Linked DNA regions of Homo sapiens: region 1 is linked to region 2. A link is a loop called in an ENCODE intact Hi-C map of the cell type or tissue named here. Cell type or tissue: endothelial cell of umbilical vein. All regions are shown on one strand.

The links. Peaks named below come from ENCODE experiments on the same cell type or tissue, not always from the same donor. Only the 100,000 strongest peaks of a DNase experiment are listed, where the experiment ranks them.
Region 1: it touches region 2 in a loop (2.4-fold over the local background); 4 of 110 quality-filtered maps call a loop at or near these places.

The regions. Positions count from the first base shown.
Region 1 is chr5:113,077,288-113,085,287 of GRCh38, reverse strand. It overlaps MCC (MCC regulator of Wnt signaling pathway), which reads left to right. Exons shown (of 19, transcript NM_001085377.2): 9 at 1-124; 10 at 1,098-1,187; 11 at 2,280-2,428. Among named protein-coding and RNA genes, the nearest start is that of DCP2, 100 kb to the right of the region's middle. RefSeq lists enhancers at 2,264-3,463, 3,459-4,380. In endothelial cell of umbilical vein, no CTCF peak of the experiment used is centred here; a DNase peak (open chromatin) is centred at 3,247; H3K27ac peaks cover 1,757 bases.
Region 2 is chr5:112,992,872-113,000,871 of GRCh38, reverse strand. The region is part of intron 4 of DCP2 (decapping mRNA 2); the gene reads right to left. Among named protein-coding and RNA genes, the nearest start is that of DCP2, 20 kb to the right of the region's middle. In endothelial cell of umbilical vein, a CTCF peak has its summit at 4,679 (motif pointing left); a DNase peak (open chromatin) is centred at 4,651.

The DNA.
Region 1 (8,000 bases), 84 kb before region 2:
ACAGAGCGTGCAGGCCACAGGTCCCTCCAGCCCTGGCCGCCTCACTTCCACCAACCGCCCGATTAACCCCAGCACTGGGGAGCTGAGCACAAGCAGCAGCAGCAATGACATTCCCATCGCCAAGGTGAGTTCCTGGGGATGGACCCGATGAGCGGGAACACCTCCTGTTATCTGGAAGCACCAGGCTCATCCTAGCCACTGTACAGGCATGCCCTTAGCTGAGACAGCACAAGGGGCTTCCCCTGGGACCTTACGCAGGCCTTCTATGCAGGAGCTGCAAGGAGAGATAACCCACTAATAGTTTTAAGTCTCTCTCAGCTGCAACCTGGACGCCAGCTCTCATTAATCAGCCAGCTGGAGAATGTCACAGCTGACAAGTCATTATGGAGAGTGAGACGTTTTGTCAAGTGCTCCAGTACTTCACAGTGGACAGAGTTGCTCTCAAAGACTAAGGTTCAGCCCAGTCAGGGACCTTGAGTAATGAACCAATGATCTCCCCACTCACAAGACTGACAGCTCTGCCACAAAAAAAGAAAAATAGATTATGATGGACAGGCTGTGGCAGCTGTGAGAAGTAGCCCCACTGACTCACTGCCACAGCCCCCCAGTACCTATGTTGAGTCTGTCTCAGATGATTAAAATTATGCCTGTTGGCTTGCCTGGTAGCTCTGCTAGCCACCACAATAAGGTTGATTCTTAACTATCAAGTTTAATAAGTTAGGTTAAACCAGTGTTTTCTAACCAGAAGTGATTTCATCCTCCAGGGGACATTTGGCAATGTCTAGAGACATTTTTGATGGTCACAATTGGAGTGCTACTGGCATCTTGTGGCTAGAGGCCAGAGATGCTGACAAATGTCCTACAATGCACAGGACAGACCCCCATAAAAAGAATTATCCAAGCCAAAATATCAGCAGTGCTGAAGTTGAAAGGCCCTGGCTTAAGCTGGTGGTAGAAAAATTGGACGTGAGCTGTTCTTAAGTTCTTTAATCATTTAGTTGACATGGCTAAAAAGTAGCCCTGTATAAGCGTAGTCCCAACAGTTTATCTGAGGAGTGGTGTGTAGTTTTCTATAATGTTTTGTTTTCTTTTTTAAGATTGCTGAGAGGGTGAAGCTATCAAAGACAAGGTCCGAATCGTCATCATCTGATCGGCCAGTCCTGGGCTCAGAAATCAGTAGCATAGGGGTGAGTGTTCATGAGAAGCAAGGCAAGAAAGTACCCGGCAGAGCTACACAGACAATGGATTATAGATGACAGAAGAACTTCCAAAGTCTATCTCCAATAAACCAGTTAGTTATAATAGTAAATCATACCTGATTTCCTTCCAAAGGATTAAATTAAAATGTATGATGATTTCCATCCATATGGTGAATTACTTCTTCAGCTTTAAGGGAGATTTTTTTTCCTTTCCTTGAAACCATTCAGAAACAAATGATTTAGGTCCAGTTCTTGGTGATATAGATGAAAGTCTTGAAGTATCTGTCTTATATCACCCTGCTACCCCAGAGACCAAGAGCTCTAAAATAACTTTGTCTTTTGCACATCCATCTTGAAAGGGGATGTGCTTTCCACTGAGGAGGAATGTTGTCTTTGAAGCCTAGCCCAGTGGTGGGAAAGACCAGAACCTTCACTTTAGTTCCAGAGTTTTCATTTGTGGAGTCTGGAAACCCCCTGGGACTGTAAGAGCTGATGGATGGTGAAAAGGAGTAGTTTCATTTCTTTAAGGGATCTTTTAGGATTGGGGATGAGGCTTAGAGAGCCAGCTATTTGATCCTCAGAGGCAGAGAGAGCCTGAATAGCATTTTAAGGCCCTAATTTAGAATTTTACACTGAGCAAAAATGCATGCATTCAGATTCTGTGCCAAAGCCAAATTGTGAAAATGAAGGAGTCAGCCCCTCTCCTGGGCTACAGAAACCAAAAACAGTGGCCTGGAGTGGCAGGGAATTCAGGATAGGGGAAAGAAATCCTGACTCTGTTCCACATTCAGAATTTAAGGAACTCCAAGAAGGCATGATCTCCCCATCCTGGCTGCCCAGCACCACGTGCTTGGGGAAGGAGCCATATTTTGATCCTGGTTTTTTTTTTCTACTGCTTTTATAGTATTTAATAGTTAGCTTTTCATACTAGGATTCTATCCTACAAACTGAGAACCTTCAGGGTAACCATCCTCCCAGTCCCCGATTCTCACGGAATATCAGCTTTAAATTCTTTTGCATGCAAAACATGCATCTCTGAAATGATATGTTCCAAAGGGGAATTAATGCTTCTTTTTGCAGGTATCCAGCAGTGTGGCTGAACACCTGGCCCACTCACTTCAGGACTGCTCCAATATCCAAGAGATTTTCCAAACACTCTACTCACACGGATCTGCCATCTCAGAAAGCAAGATTAGAGAGTTTGAGGTGGAAACAGAACGGCTGAATAGGTGAGGAGAGATCGTATCGATTTGATTGTGGGGCAGGGAGGAGGTGCTACTCCTCACTTCTCTTTCCAAAGATCTGTTCAAGGTGGCTTATGTATTGTGACATAGAGCAGTACCGTCAGGCTGGTGGGGATGGAAGTTCCTACCACCTTGGTCATCAGAGGAGTGCTCACAGCAGTCTGAGCTGCCATCATGGCTGTGACCTGGCATTCACATGGGCCTTATGCTTAGAAAGGTGCCATACTTGCTTCACTGCTCTGCTGTCAACGTTTTAAATTCTTAATATTGTTAAACAACGGACCCCACTTTTTCGTTTCACACTGGACCTTGCAAATTACATAGTGAGTCCTGGGAGCAGTCCCTACAGAATGGCAAGTAGGTCACAGGTGGCTGCCAAGCATGCAGGCCTGTGCTGCAGAGAACCACAGAAGGGAGTTCTGGAATGTTGAGTCAGCATCCTAGAGGCACTTGGAGCTACTGGAAACAGCACAGGCAATCTGGTAGAGCCATTCCTGGCATCGACCAGGCATGCTGATTTAGATCATCTTCCTGATGGTTGCCTAGTTTTATTTATGTTCTTCGCAAATGTGCTCAGTCTTGGATCCCTACATCCTATCCTAACTGTCCTACCTAGAGTAATTTTACCATATACCCCATTTTATGGATTCTTTTCAAGTCTTACAAAAGAGGTAGTTTCAGTTTGCCCTTTTGCCTGTTGGCAAAGACTCTCTTATGTGTCATGCCAGTGATGAGGGAGTTGCTAACAAAGCAAAGGAGAATGACCAGGGCAAAACCATGGAAACCACTTGGCCTCAGAATTGGTTCTGCAGTGGCAGAATGGACTGTTGAGTCACATCCGAGTGTGGTGTGGCTGCCTTGACCTACCAATCTTTAGTGGGAGAGCATTGTAAGAATTTGAAAGACTTATGAGCTAACCAGGAAGAAATAGGGATACCGTTCCCCATCCGCTGTTGCTTAATTCCATTCCTCTTGTGTATGGCAAACCAGAATAAATTGAATTATCATGTTAGTCCTGCCTGATTGAAGCTGTTTAATACAGTTCTTGAGAACTAAGGTAAATTGGCAATCTAGGTCATTTTAAATCTTGAAATTAAATGGTTTCCTTATTAAATCCAGAATACTTAAGAGTGATAATCCTGGTGATTACTTAGTGGCAGTAAAGAAGCAGTCTTTTCAGTATCACTGCCCTGGGAGTGCTTAAAAATTGAATCAGATATGCCCTTTGCAATTTAATGAAGTCAGATGCCTTCAGGGGGACCTCGATTTAGTGAGGATCTCCTCTCTACAGATTCTGGGCTTTAACAAGTTGGATCTGTGGCTGACCTTGAATAGGGCAGTTGCTTTCTACTCCGTTATATACACCCAGGAGAGACCAAAGAAGGGGGAAATATTTTGCTGGTAGCTGATGTTATTATGGTGTTTAACAGCTTACAAAGGGCTCTCGCAGACAGCCACTTAATCCTCAGCTTGTGAGGGTAGAGTAGTCCTGTTTTGCAAATGAGAAAACAAAGGCTTTGAAGTCCCAAGTTGAGTGACTTGCCTTAAATCCAGAGCTATTAAGTAGCTGAGACAGAATTCCAACCCTTACCCTTTGACCTCACCTCCATTGTCATCTCTGTGATCCTAGCTGCTGCGGGAACCTGGGGGTTCTTAGAAATAAGCTACCAGTATATCCTGATGTCTGCTATTCTAACTACCTCAAAGTTGGAGGCCTATTACTCTCAAAGTATGTTAGCCTTTAACTTCATGATTGGCAGGGGAGGGGGGGTCATCCCTACCCACCAAAATGTTTTCCTTCTTTAGCAAATCTGTGTTAAGCATCTGCTATATGCTAGGCTATGTGGCATGCAAAGCAAAGTAAAACAGAAAGGGTCCCTGCTCTCATGGAGCTTATATTCTGTTAGGGAAAATAGACCAAAGAGAAAACAAATAAGATGATAAGAAAGATCCAAGAAGGAAATAAATAGGACACCAACAGAAGCTCTGGGAGGGGTGATTTTTCTTTTTTCTTTTCTTTTTTTTTTTTGTTGTTGTTGTTAATTATACTTTAAGTTCTAGGGTATATGTGCACAACGTGCAGGTTTTTTACATAGGTATACATGTGCCATGTTGGTGTGCTGCACCCATCAACTCATCATTTACATTAGGTATATCTCCTAATGCTATCCCTCCCCGCTCCCTCCACCCCACGACAGGCCCCGGTGTGTGATGTTCCACACCGTGTGTCCAGGTGTTCTCATTGTTCAATTCCCACCTATGAGTGAGAACATGTGGTGTTTGGTTTTCTGTCCTTGTGATAGTTTGCTGAGAATGATGGTTTCCAGCTTCATCCATGTCCCTACAGAGGACATGAACTCATCCTTTTTTATGGCTGAGTAGTATTCCATGGTGTATGTGTGCCACATTTTCTTAATGCAGTCTATCATTGATGGACATTTGGGTTGGTTCCAAGTCTTTGCTATTGTGAATAGTGCCATAATAAACATACATGTGCATGTGTCTTTATAGCAGCATAATTTATAATCCTTTAGGCATATGCTCAGTAATGGGATGGCTGGGTCAAATGGTATTTCTAGTTCTAGATCCTTGAGGAATCACCACACTGTCTTCCACAATGGTTGAACTAGTTTACAGTCCCACCAACAGTGTAAAAGTGTTCCTGTTTCTCCACATCCTTTCCAGCACCTGTTGTTTCCTGACTTTTTAATGATTGCCATTCTAACTGGTGTGAGATGGTATCTCATTGTGGTTTTGATTTGCATTTCTCTGATGGCCAGTGATGCTGAGCATTTTTTCATGTGTCTGTTGGCTGCATAAATGTCTTCTTTTGAGAAGTGTCTGTTCATATCCTTCACCCACTTTTTGATGGGGTTGTTTGATTTTGTCTTGTAAATTTGTTTGTTTATAGATTCTGGATATTAGCCCTTTGTCAGATGGGTAGATTGTAAAAATGTTCTCCCATTCTGTAGGTTGCCTGTTCACTCTGATGGCAGTTTCTTTTGCTGTGCAGAAGCTCTTTAGTTTAATTAGATCCCATTTGTCTATTTTGCCTTTGGTGCCATTGCTTTTGGTGTTTTAGTCATGAAGTCCTTGCCCATGCCTATGTCCTGAATGGTATTGCCTAGGTTTTCTTCTAGAGGTTTTACGGTTTTAGGTCTAACATTTAAATCTTTAATCCATCTTGAATTAATTTTTGTTTAAGGTGTAAGGAAGGGATCCAGTTTCAGCTTTCTACATATGGCTAGCCAGTTTTCCCAGCACCATTTATTAACTAGGGAATCCTTTCCCCATTTCTTGTTTTTGGCAGGTTTGTCAAAGATCAGATGGTTGTAGATGTGCGGTATTATTTCTGAGGGCTCTATTCTGTTCCATTGGTCTATATCTCTGTTCTGGTACCAGTACCATGCTGTTTTGGTTACTGTGGCCTTGTAGTATAGTTTGAAGTCAGGTAGCATGATGCCTCCAGCTTTGTTCTTTTGGCTTAGGATTGTCTTAGCAATGTGGGCTCTTTTTTGGTTCCATATGAACTTTAAAGTAGTTTTTTTCCAATTCTGTGAAGAATGTCATTGATAGCTTGATGGGGATGGCATTGAATCTATAAATTGCCTTGGGCAGTATGGCCATTTTCACAATATTGATTCTTCCTATCCATGAGCATGGAATGTTCTTCCATTTGTTTGTTTCTTCTATTTCGTTGAGCAGTGGTTTGTAGTTCTCCTTGAAGAGGTCCTTCACATCCCTTGTAAGTTGGATTCCTAGGTATTTTATTCTCTTTGAATCAGTTGTGAATGGGAGTCCACTCATGATTTGGCTCTCTGTTTGTCTGTTATTGGTGTACAGGAATGCTTGTGATTTTTGCAGGTTGATTTTGTATCCTGAGACTTTTCTGAAGTTGCTTATCAGCTTAAGGAGATTTTGGGCTGAGGTGATGGGGATTTCTAAATATACAATCATGTCATCTGCAAACAGGGACAGTTTGACTTCCTCTTTTCCTAATTGAATACCCTTTATTTCTTTCTCCTGCCTCATTGCCCTGGCCAGAACTTCCAACACTGTGTTGAATAGGAGTGGTGAGAGAGGGCATCCCTGTCTTGTGCCAGTTTTCAAAGGGAATGCTTCCAGTTTGTGCCCATTCAGTATGATATTGGCTGTGGGTTTGTCATAGATAGCTCTTATTATTTTGAGATACGTCCCATCAATACCTAGATTATTGAGAGTTTTTAGCATGAAGAGCTGTTGAATGTTGTCAAAGGCCTTTTCTGCATCTATTGAGATAATCGTGTGGTTTTTGTCTTTGGTTCTATTTATATGATGGATTAACGTTTATTGATTTGCATATGTTGAACCAGCCTTGCATCCCAGGGATGAAGCCCACTTGATCATGGTGGATAAGCTTTTTGATGTGCTGCTGGATTTGGTTTGCCAGTATTTTATTGAGGTCTTTGCATCAATGTTCATCAGGGATATTGGTCTGGAATTCTCTTTTTTTGTTGTTGTGTCTCTGCCAGTTTTTGGTATCAGGATGATGCTGGCCTCATAAAATGAATGAGGGAGGATTCCCTCTTTTTCTATTGATTGGAACAGTTTCAGAAGGAATGATACCAGCTTCTCCTTGTACCTCTGGTAGAATTCGGCTGTGAATCTGTCTGGTCCTGGACTTCTTTTGGTTGATAGGCTATTAATTATTGCCTCAATTTCAGAACCTGTTATTGGCCTATTCAGGGATTCAACTCCTTCCCGGTTTAGTGTTGGGAAGGTGTATGTGTCCAGGAATTTATCTGTTTCTTCTAGATTTTCTAGTTTATTTGTGTAGAGGTGTTTATGGTATTCTCTGATGGTAGTTTGTATTTTTGTGGGATCAGTGGTGATATCCCCTTTATTATTTTTTATTGCGTCTATTTGATTCATCTCTTTTCTTCTTTATTAGTCTTGCTAGCGGTCTATCAATTTTGTTGATCCTTTCAAAAAACCAGCTCCTGGATTCATTGATTTTTTGAAGGGTTTTTTGTGTCTCTCTTTCCTTCAGTTCTGCTCTGATCTTAGTTTTTTCTTGCCTTCTGCTAGCTTTTGAATGTGTTGGCTCTTGATTTTCTAATTCTTTTAATTGTGATGTTAGGGTGTCGATTTTAGATCTTTCCTGCTTTCTCTTGTAGGCATTTAGTGCTATAAGTTTCCCTCTACACACTGCTTTAAATGTGTCCCAGAGATTCTTGTATGTTTTGTCTTTGTTCTCATTGGTTTCAAAGAACATCTTTATTTCTGCCTTCATTTCATTATGTACCCAGTAGTCATTCAGGAGCAGGTTGTTCAGTTTCCATGTAGTTATGCAGTTTTGAGTGAGTTTCTTAATCCTGAGTTCTAGTTTGATTGCACTGTGTTCTGAGAGACAGTTTGTTATAATTTCTATTCTTTTCCATTTGCTGAGGAGTGCTTTCCTTCTAACTACACGGTCAATTTTGGAATAAGTGTGATGTGGTGCTGAGAAGAATGTATATTCTGTTGATTTGGGGTGGAGAGTTCTGTAGATGCCTGTTTGGTCTGCTTGGTGGACAGC
Region 2 (8,000 bases):
ATATAGAGAACCAGTCCACTGTAGACCTGATTGCTGACATTCAAACACACACAAACTATATATCTTTCCCAGAATAAAATTCTGAAGGCTAGTGATAGAGGTTTCAAGATTTCCCACTCTCCAAATCTTAACATTTATATACAGAAGGTAAGGTAATTAAATCATCAATGATGTGGAACTGACTCATGCAAGCTGTCTGAGCATTCCAATCAGAGTAAAAGTCCAGATGCTTTGGTTTTCCTTTCCTTCGAAACTAAGGTCTAATCTACTGCTTGAGATAGAGCTTAATAATGTTTTTGATTAATAAATTAATCTCGATGGCTTGGATTTATAATTTTAACAATTAAGGCTGGTTTACTTAAAAGTTTACCTATCAATATGTGCAACTGTCTTCAAAGACACCATTAAGATCAAGAATATATTAAAAACTCAGGTAGGGTGTGTGGGTGTGTGTGTGTGTGTGTGTGTGTGTATTAGACAAGTAATTGCACTTCAAAAAAATAGGACTGGGCACAGTGGCTCACACCTGCAATCTCAGTACTTTGGGAGGCCACAGAGGGAGGATCACTTGAGCCCAGGTGTTCGAGACCAGTAATTGCACTTCAAAAAAACAGGACTGGGCACAGTGGCTCACACCTGCAATCTCAGTACTTTGGGAGGCCAAAGAGGGAGGATCACTTGAGCCCAGGTGTTCGAGACCATTCTAGGCAACAGTGGGACTCCATCTATACAAAAAAATGTAGATAAAAATTAGCCTGGCATGGTGGTATACCCCTGTTTTTCTTCTTCTTTTTTTTTTTTTTTTTTTTTGAGATGGAGTTTCGCTCTTGTTGCCCGGGCTGGAGTGCAATGGTGGGCTCCTGGCTCAGTGCAACCTCTGCCTCCCAGTTTCAAGCAATTCTCCTGCCTCAGCCTCCTGAGCAGCTGGGATTACAGCTGCCTGTCACCATGCCCAGCTAATTTTTGTATTTTTAGTAGAGACAGGGTTTCACCATGTTGGCCAGGCTGGTCTCAAACTCCTGACCTCAGGTGATCCACCCGCCTTGGCCTCCCAAAGTGCTAGGATTATAGGTATGAGCCACCATGCCCGGCCGCACGCCTGTTTTTCTAGTTACTCAGTAGGCTGGGGTGAGAGGATCACTTGATCAAAGGAGTTCCAGGCTACAGTGAACCGTGATCACCATCCCAGTGCACTCCAGTCTAGATGACAGAGCAAGACCCTGTCTTTAAAAAAAAAAAAAAAAAGGCTGGGTGCGATGGCTCACGCCTGTAATCCCAGCACTAAGGGGAGGCCAAGGCAGGCTAATCACCAGGTCAGGAGTTAGAGACCAGCCTGACCAACATGGAGAAACTCCGTCTCTACTAAAAATACAAAATTAGCCAGGCGGGGTGGCGCATGCCTGTAATCCCAGCTACTCGGAAGGCTGAGACAGGAGAATCACTTGAACCCCAGGAAATGGAGGTTGCAGTGAGCCGAGATCATGCTATTACACTCCAGCCTGGGCAACAAGAGCGAAACTCCATCTCAAAAAAAAAACAACAGAAAAAGGTTTAAAAAGTAATTTTTATATGTTTCTTAATTCTAGTTTTATAGTTATTTTCTTTAGCTCTGCTCTTTGAATAATGCCTCAAAAATCAGAAATAAGTATACATAGCTAGTCATATGAATCTGCATAATTGGAAATTATGCTAAAAGTAAATTGTATAATCTGAATTCCTCGTGGGCAGAGCCTGTTATCTTTGTGTTACCAACAGTATCTAACTAGATGCTTAATAAAAGAAAGTACTGAAGAAAAAGTAAGGAAGAGTTTCAGATTAAAGGAGACTGAAGAGACGTGTCAATTAAATGCAAATGCAGCAAGTAAGCATGGATTGGATCCTGGGTAGGCAAATGGGTGGGAACTGCTGAATCATAATGGGCAATTAGTGAATGTGAATATGAACTGTCCATTAGATAACAAACAGCACCATATCAATGTTACATTCCTGAATTTGAGAATTTCACTGTGATTGCCCTAAAAGAACTCCTCGTTCTTAAAACATACATGCAGAAGCAATTAAGGACAAAGGGGCATTACGTTTGCAATTTACTCTTAAATAATTCAGCAATAATAAAAAACTCTGCACACACATTTATCGAAAGTAATATAGCAACTATGGTGTAACATTAAAGTCTATTCTTTGAATTAATCTATTCTTCTCTACATACGACACTATCTCATCCTCAATGTAATTTTTATGGGGTCACGTAGCTATGTTTAGTTCTTAGTGCTTTCACTCAACTATGTACTTTGTGCTTAGTAAATGACAGGCACTGTTCTAGGCAGTGAATTTAGTAATGAATAACGCAAGCAGCACCCTTTAAGGAGTTCAGTCTACAACAGAAAAAATTTTAATATGATATAAGTATTATGAGGTAGGAGGAGAGTGCCCAACTCAGCCTTTAGTAGACGTCTTTGAGAGTTGGGGGATGGTCTTCTTTGGTTATGGACAGCAGCCTATTCTGCTGGATAAACTGGAGCTAGGACTTAAAAGATAAATAGGAGTTTGCCAAACCAACAAGAAGAAAAAAGGCCTTCTGTTTAGATAGCCAGGAATGGCTACAGCTTAAGAATTACAAGGGAGGAAGTAGTACAATATGAGGCAAAACAGCAAGGGCCACCAGCACTAAAAGAGGTAGATTCAAACTGTCCAATCAATTCTAAAAGTGATAAAACAGATTTGCCTGTAAAATTAGGCAAGTATTCTCATCAAATATTTGCCAGGAAAAAGTTATAATAGTTGAAATATATAAACAGACACCAAAGACAAAAATTTTTATACCACACCTCCTGTGAATCAAATCTATTGCTGTATTATAATATAGCGTTTAATTCTCCTAGCAGAAGGAGTATCAACTTCTCAAATGTTAGCAGATAAAAATCCACAAATAAAATTTTTTTTAAAGTGTTACCCAAAGGGCCAGGCTCGGTGGCTCACACCTGTAATCCCAGCACTTTGGGAGGCCAAGGCTGGTGGATCACGAGGTCAGGAGTTCAAGACCAGCCTGGCCAACATAGTGAAACCCCATCTCTACTAAAAATACAAAAATTAGCCAAACATGGTGGCGTGCGCCTGTAATCCCAGGTACTCGGGATGCTGAGACAGGAGAATCACTTGAACCCGGGAGGCGGAGGTTGGGGTGCAGTGAACTGAGATCGCACCACTGCACTCCAGCCTGGGTGACAGAACAAGACTCCGTCTCAAAAAAAAAAAAAAGAAAAAGAAAAAGAAAAAGTGTAACCCAAAGAGCAGCAGTGTACAAAGACAATGAAATCCTGTCTATAATCTTCATCCTATAAGCCTACAGGAAGAGGCAGAATAAACTGACCAATAGTTGCTTTGTATTAATTCTATTAAATTATATAAGTGCACATGAAAGTCAGTTTCATTACACTAAAACACTGCTTTGCCAAATAATAAGGAACGATATATTAAATCTTGAAACCACAAGTGAACAGCTAAGTATTATTCGCTTATTCTCAAGAAAGTTGATGTTTCACCACAAATCACAACAAAAATACAATTGAGATTATTATGCCTTCGACAATATCTAGAAAACATCTTTGTCCTGTTAAATAGAACTTATAGGAGGCCACGGTATGGACTGCATTCCCACACTAGGCCCCAACAGACCTAAACAAAATGGAATTACTCATGCTAACATTCCATGTCACCAAACCAAAACTAAGTTGTTCTCCTAACCTTCAAGATATGTGGAGAAAAAGAGCTAATAGCCAAATCCCAAAACAGACCAGTTTCAGTTAGCATGATAAGGAAGTCCCCTCTGCTTTAACCTTTAGAAGAAAACTAACTTTGAAACGCCAATGTACATTTGGTTTTTGGTTCTGCTTTCCTCAGCTCTTTTCTGTCTTTAAAGCCTACCTCCTTTGCTCAGCCATTGGAATGCTCATTTTATTTTATGGAATAAAATGTTGCATAATTCTAAAATTGCAAATAAACCCATTGCAATCTTTAAATTTGTTGTGATTTTGTCTTTTGACAGTCCTAAATCTATTTCACTGAATAAACTATCCAGAAATAGTCAAATTAACAAAGGTGAGCCAAAAGGTCAAATAGAAGATTGGAAATTACTAATTAAGATTGCCCCCAAAAAAAAGGTCTGCTAAAAAGAGGTCTGTTCTTAGCTCTCTATTGATAATTACTTACACCTTCTCCCTAAGTAGCTTGTCTGCCACTGCTGCTTTAGGCTTAGCCCACAGACCCTTCCCTGTTTGAGGATGTGTCAAATTCTGCTACAGTGTAACAAAACACCTCTGGAATGCCAATTATACTAAAATAACAACATTAATATAACTGTATGAATGCCATAATAAGCTAAATAAAAATGCTATTAGCAACTTAAAATTGTAAGCACCCATGGTAGAACTTAAATGTATGTAACTTAAATGCAAGAAAAAAAAAGTGCTCAAAACATCAGCCTAAGTCTAATCAGTAGCTAGAAAATTAGAACAAAATCTCTCCTCATCTGTTAATACAAGTGGAAATGAAAAGGAAAAACGAGGCATTAATAAACTATGAAGAATGGAATAACCATCTGGTTTACAACTGGTAATGTCACTCGGTCAAGCCGTGCAGCTTCTTTTATACCGCAGCACCACCAAGTGGCAGAAGGACAAACTGCAATTCTAGCTGAATACTTTCATCATTCAAAAAAGGCCACTGCTATGGACTAAATTATGTCCCCTCACCAAAAAAATTCATATGTTGAAGCTCAACCCCCCATGTAACTGTATTTGGAGATAGGGCTGTGAGGAAGTAATAAAGGTCAAATGAGATCCATAAGGGCAGGGCCCTAATCTGACAGGGCTGGTGCCATTTTTACAAGAGGAAGAGACACCAGATCTCTCTCTGCATGTACACAAGAAGGGTATAAGTGTGCTCAGCAAGGTGTTAATCTATAAGTCACCTTGCTCTTGGACTTCCCAGCGTCTAGAACCGTTGCAAAATAAATTTGTTTAAGCCACTCCATCTGTGATATTTTGTTATGGTAGCCCTCACAGACTAAAACAGCAACACTTCACCCTAATCCCAAACTTTACGACAAAGTCGGTCATTTAAAAATCAAAAGTCAAACTTGCCTTTAAAAATCCTAATCCAAAAATTTACTGAAATTAAAGTTCCTTAGTCAGCTATAAAAGGACATCATAGAGATCAAAAAGAATGTTTAGAGGTTAGAATTTTTATTATGAAAACGAAAAAATTCTCCCTGAAATTAAGAGACTACGGCTCTTCAGGATGCCTGTGCTTCCCTCAAACCAAGACAAAAACCTAAAATGGAACTGTTTTGTTATTCCAACCAATGTAATATCCTCTTCCTGACCTGGACAACCACCTTACTGCCGTTAGACCAGTCTAATCCCATGTACAGAGCTACAATCAATTCCTCTAAGCAGGATACTGCTGATTTCTATTTTCTCCTTCCTTATAAGCAAGAGAACTACAAAGTTTGAGGAAATAAAAGGGAGGACTTTTACAATTGGTCCGTCTCATTTCCTACCATCTACAGAAAGAAAAGCTAAGCTCTTAGGTGATATGGCAATTCCTCACATTCTCACCAAACTGCTTCCAATTTTAAGAGTTGTGTATTAACCTTCATTTACTCATACACAACAGCTTTGTCTATAGGCTGTTGTAAATAATAGCTTGGGCAAGCTGTTCCATATCAAATTTAAAATACAGCATTTTCAATCATTTTTTGATTCTATTACAAAGTGAATAACCACTAATGGTTTTTCTATAATAAACCACCACCAGCAGTTTGTAAAAATTTTAACTATTATCCCTCATTAATAGTTACACCCAAACTTAAAGTAGGCAGTAAACATTGTTGCAGGAAATCGAGTCAAACATACACAAGGCAATGAATTCTAATGAAATGTGCCACAAAATCCATACTACCATTTCAAACAGTCTTAAATTCATCAAATCACTACCACCTTAGAATTTTTTCCTTAAAGATATTACTTCTAATGGACTTGAGTGAATCTTCTTAAAGGTCTTTATGTCTTACAGAGGTTAAGTGACTAAAGTCTCTAGGGTACTGGGTAACAAAATGTATGCTAGAACAAAAATCTTTCAACTCCTAGGCCAATCTGCTTTCCCTTATATCATACTTCCTATTAGTTCAACTTCTCAAATCTCAAGAATAATTGTGTGATACATGATAAATTGTGTGATAAATGGTAAGAAATAAGAATACGGCAAACAATCCATCACAAGGTATTATATAATAGTGAACAGTAAAGACAATAACTGCTATTGAAGTTCAGAGACTAACACTACTGTTTGCTAGAGCTGACTGGTAAGATTTTAAAATAGAATTTTAAGTAAGAATGAAGGCTGGGCACAGTGGCTCACGCCTGTAATCCCAGCACTTTGGGAAGCTGAGGCAGGAAGATCACTTAAGCCTAGAAGTTCAAGACCAGCCCGGGCAACACAGTGAGACCCCACCATTAAAAATAAAAAAAAAATTAGCTGGGCATGGTGGCATGCAACTGTGGTCCCAACTACTTGGGAGGCTGAGGCAGGAGGATTGCTTGAGCCCAGGCGGTCGAGGCTGCAGTGCACTATCATCATGTCACTGTACTCCAGCCTCAGTAACAGAGCAAGACCCTGTCTTTAAAAAAAAAAAAAAAAAAAAAAAAAGAAAGAAAAAAAGGAATGAACTTCAAAGAACATCCATTCTAAACTTCATTTTAAGAAACTAAGGCCCAGTCAAGCACGGTGGCTCGTGTCTCTAATCCCAGCACTTTGGGAGGCCGAGGAGGAGAGATCACTTGACCTCAGAAGTTCAAACCCAGCCTGGGCAACATAGACTTTGCCTCTATAAGTAAATAAATAAATAAATAAATAAAAATTAAAACTATGATGTTGCCACTGGACAACAAAGCGAGATCCTACACCAAAAATAATTGTATGTGTATGTGTTCATATTTATAAACACACACACATAGATACACATACACACACACACGAGAGAGAGACAGAAAAGAAACTTAAGCCCTATACACAGAGTTAGTTGGTGGCGGTGGCAGTGGCAGTCCTTCAGGGAAAAGGGATTTAAGCTGGGTTTAGAAACATATCTAGATAGGAGCTGAACAGAAGGAACAAGAGAGGACATTCCAGGTAGGAAAATAACAGTAAAAAAAATTTTGGTTTTTTTTTTTTGGTTTTTTTTTTTTTTTGAGATAGTGTTTCACTCTTGTTGCCCAGGCTAGAGTGCAATGGTGATCTCGGCTCACCGCAACCTCTGCCTCCCGAGTTCAAGAGATTCTCCTGCCTCAGCCTCTCAAGTAGCTGGGATTACAGGAATGTACCACCACGCCCAGCTAATTTTTTGTATTTTTAGCAGAGACGGGGTTTCTCCATGTTGGTCAGGCTGGTCTCGAACTCCTGACCTCAGGTGATCCGCCTGACTCGGCCTCCCATATTCAGGCGTGAGCCACCGTGCCTGGCCATAACAGCAAAAATTTAAAGGCCGAAACAAATCAATCAAGTTCAAGAGAGAGAAAATAAATTGTTTTGACTGAAAATATGATAAATTCAGAAATGGTTAAGATTTGTGTGGGGGAGAGGGGACAGAGTTTAAATACTTAAAGAATTAAACTTTATCCTATAGGCAGTGGAAAGCCTTACTGGGTTTTCAGCAACAAATGTCAACTTCTTAGAAAATCCCAAATTGTGCACTTGTCAGGAAGCCAAGGCTATAAACATAAAACAAGGATTATAACAGCCAAAATGTTTTACCAATAGGAAATCTAATTCTAAAGGGAAAGGTGGGAAAAATATCATCAAAGAAAGGAACAAGAGATAATACAAAATGGACCATTAAAAAAAATGGGAACAGATAAGAATAAATGAAAAGAGATGTGGATAAAACAATCAACAGTGATTTAAAAAAAAAAAAAGTAAGTTACTTCATGCACTCAAGTTCTGGA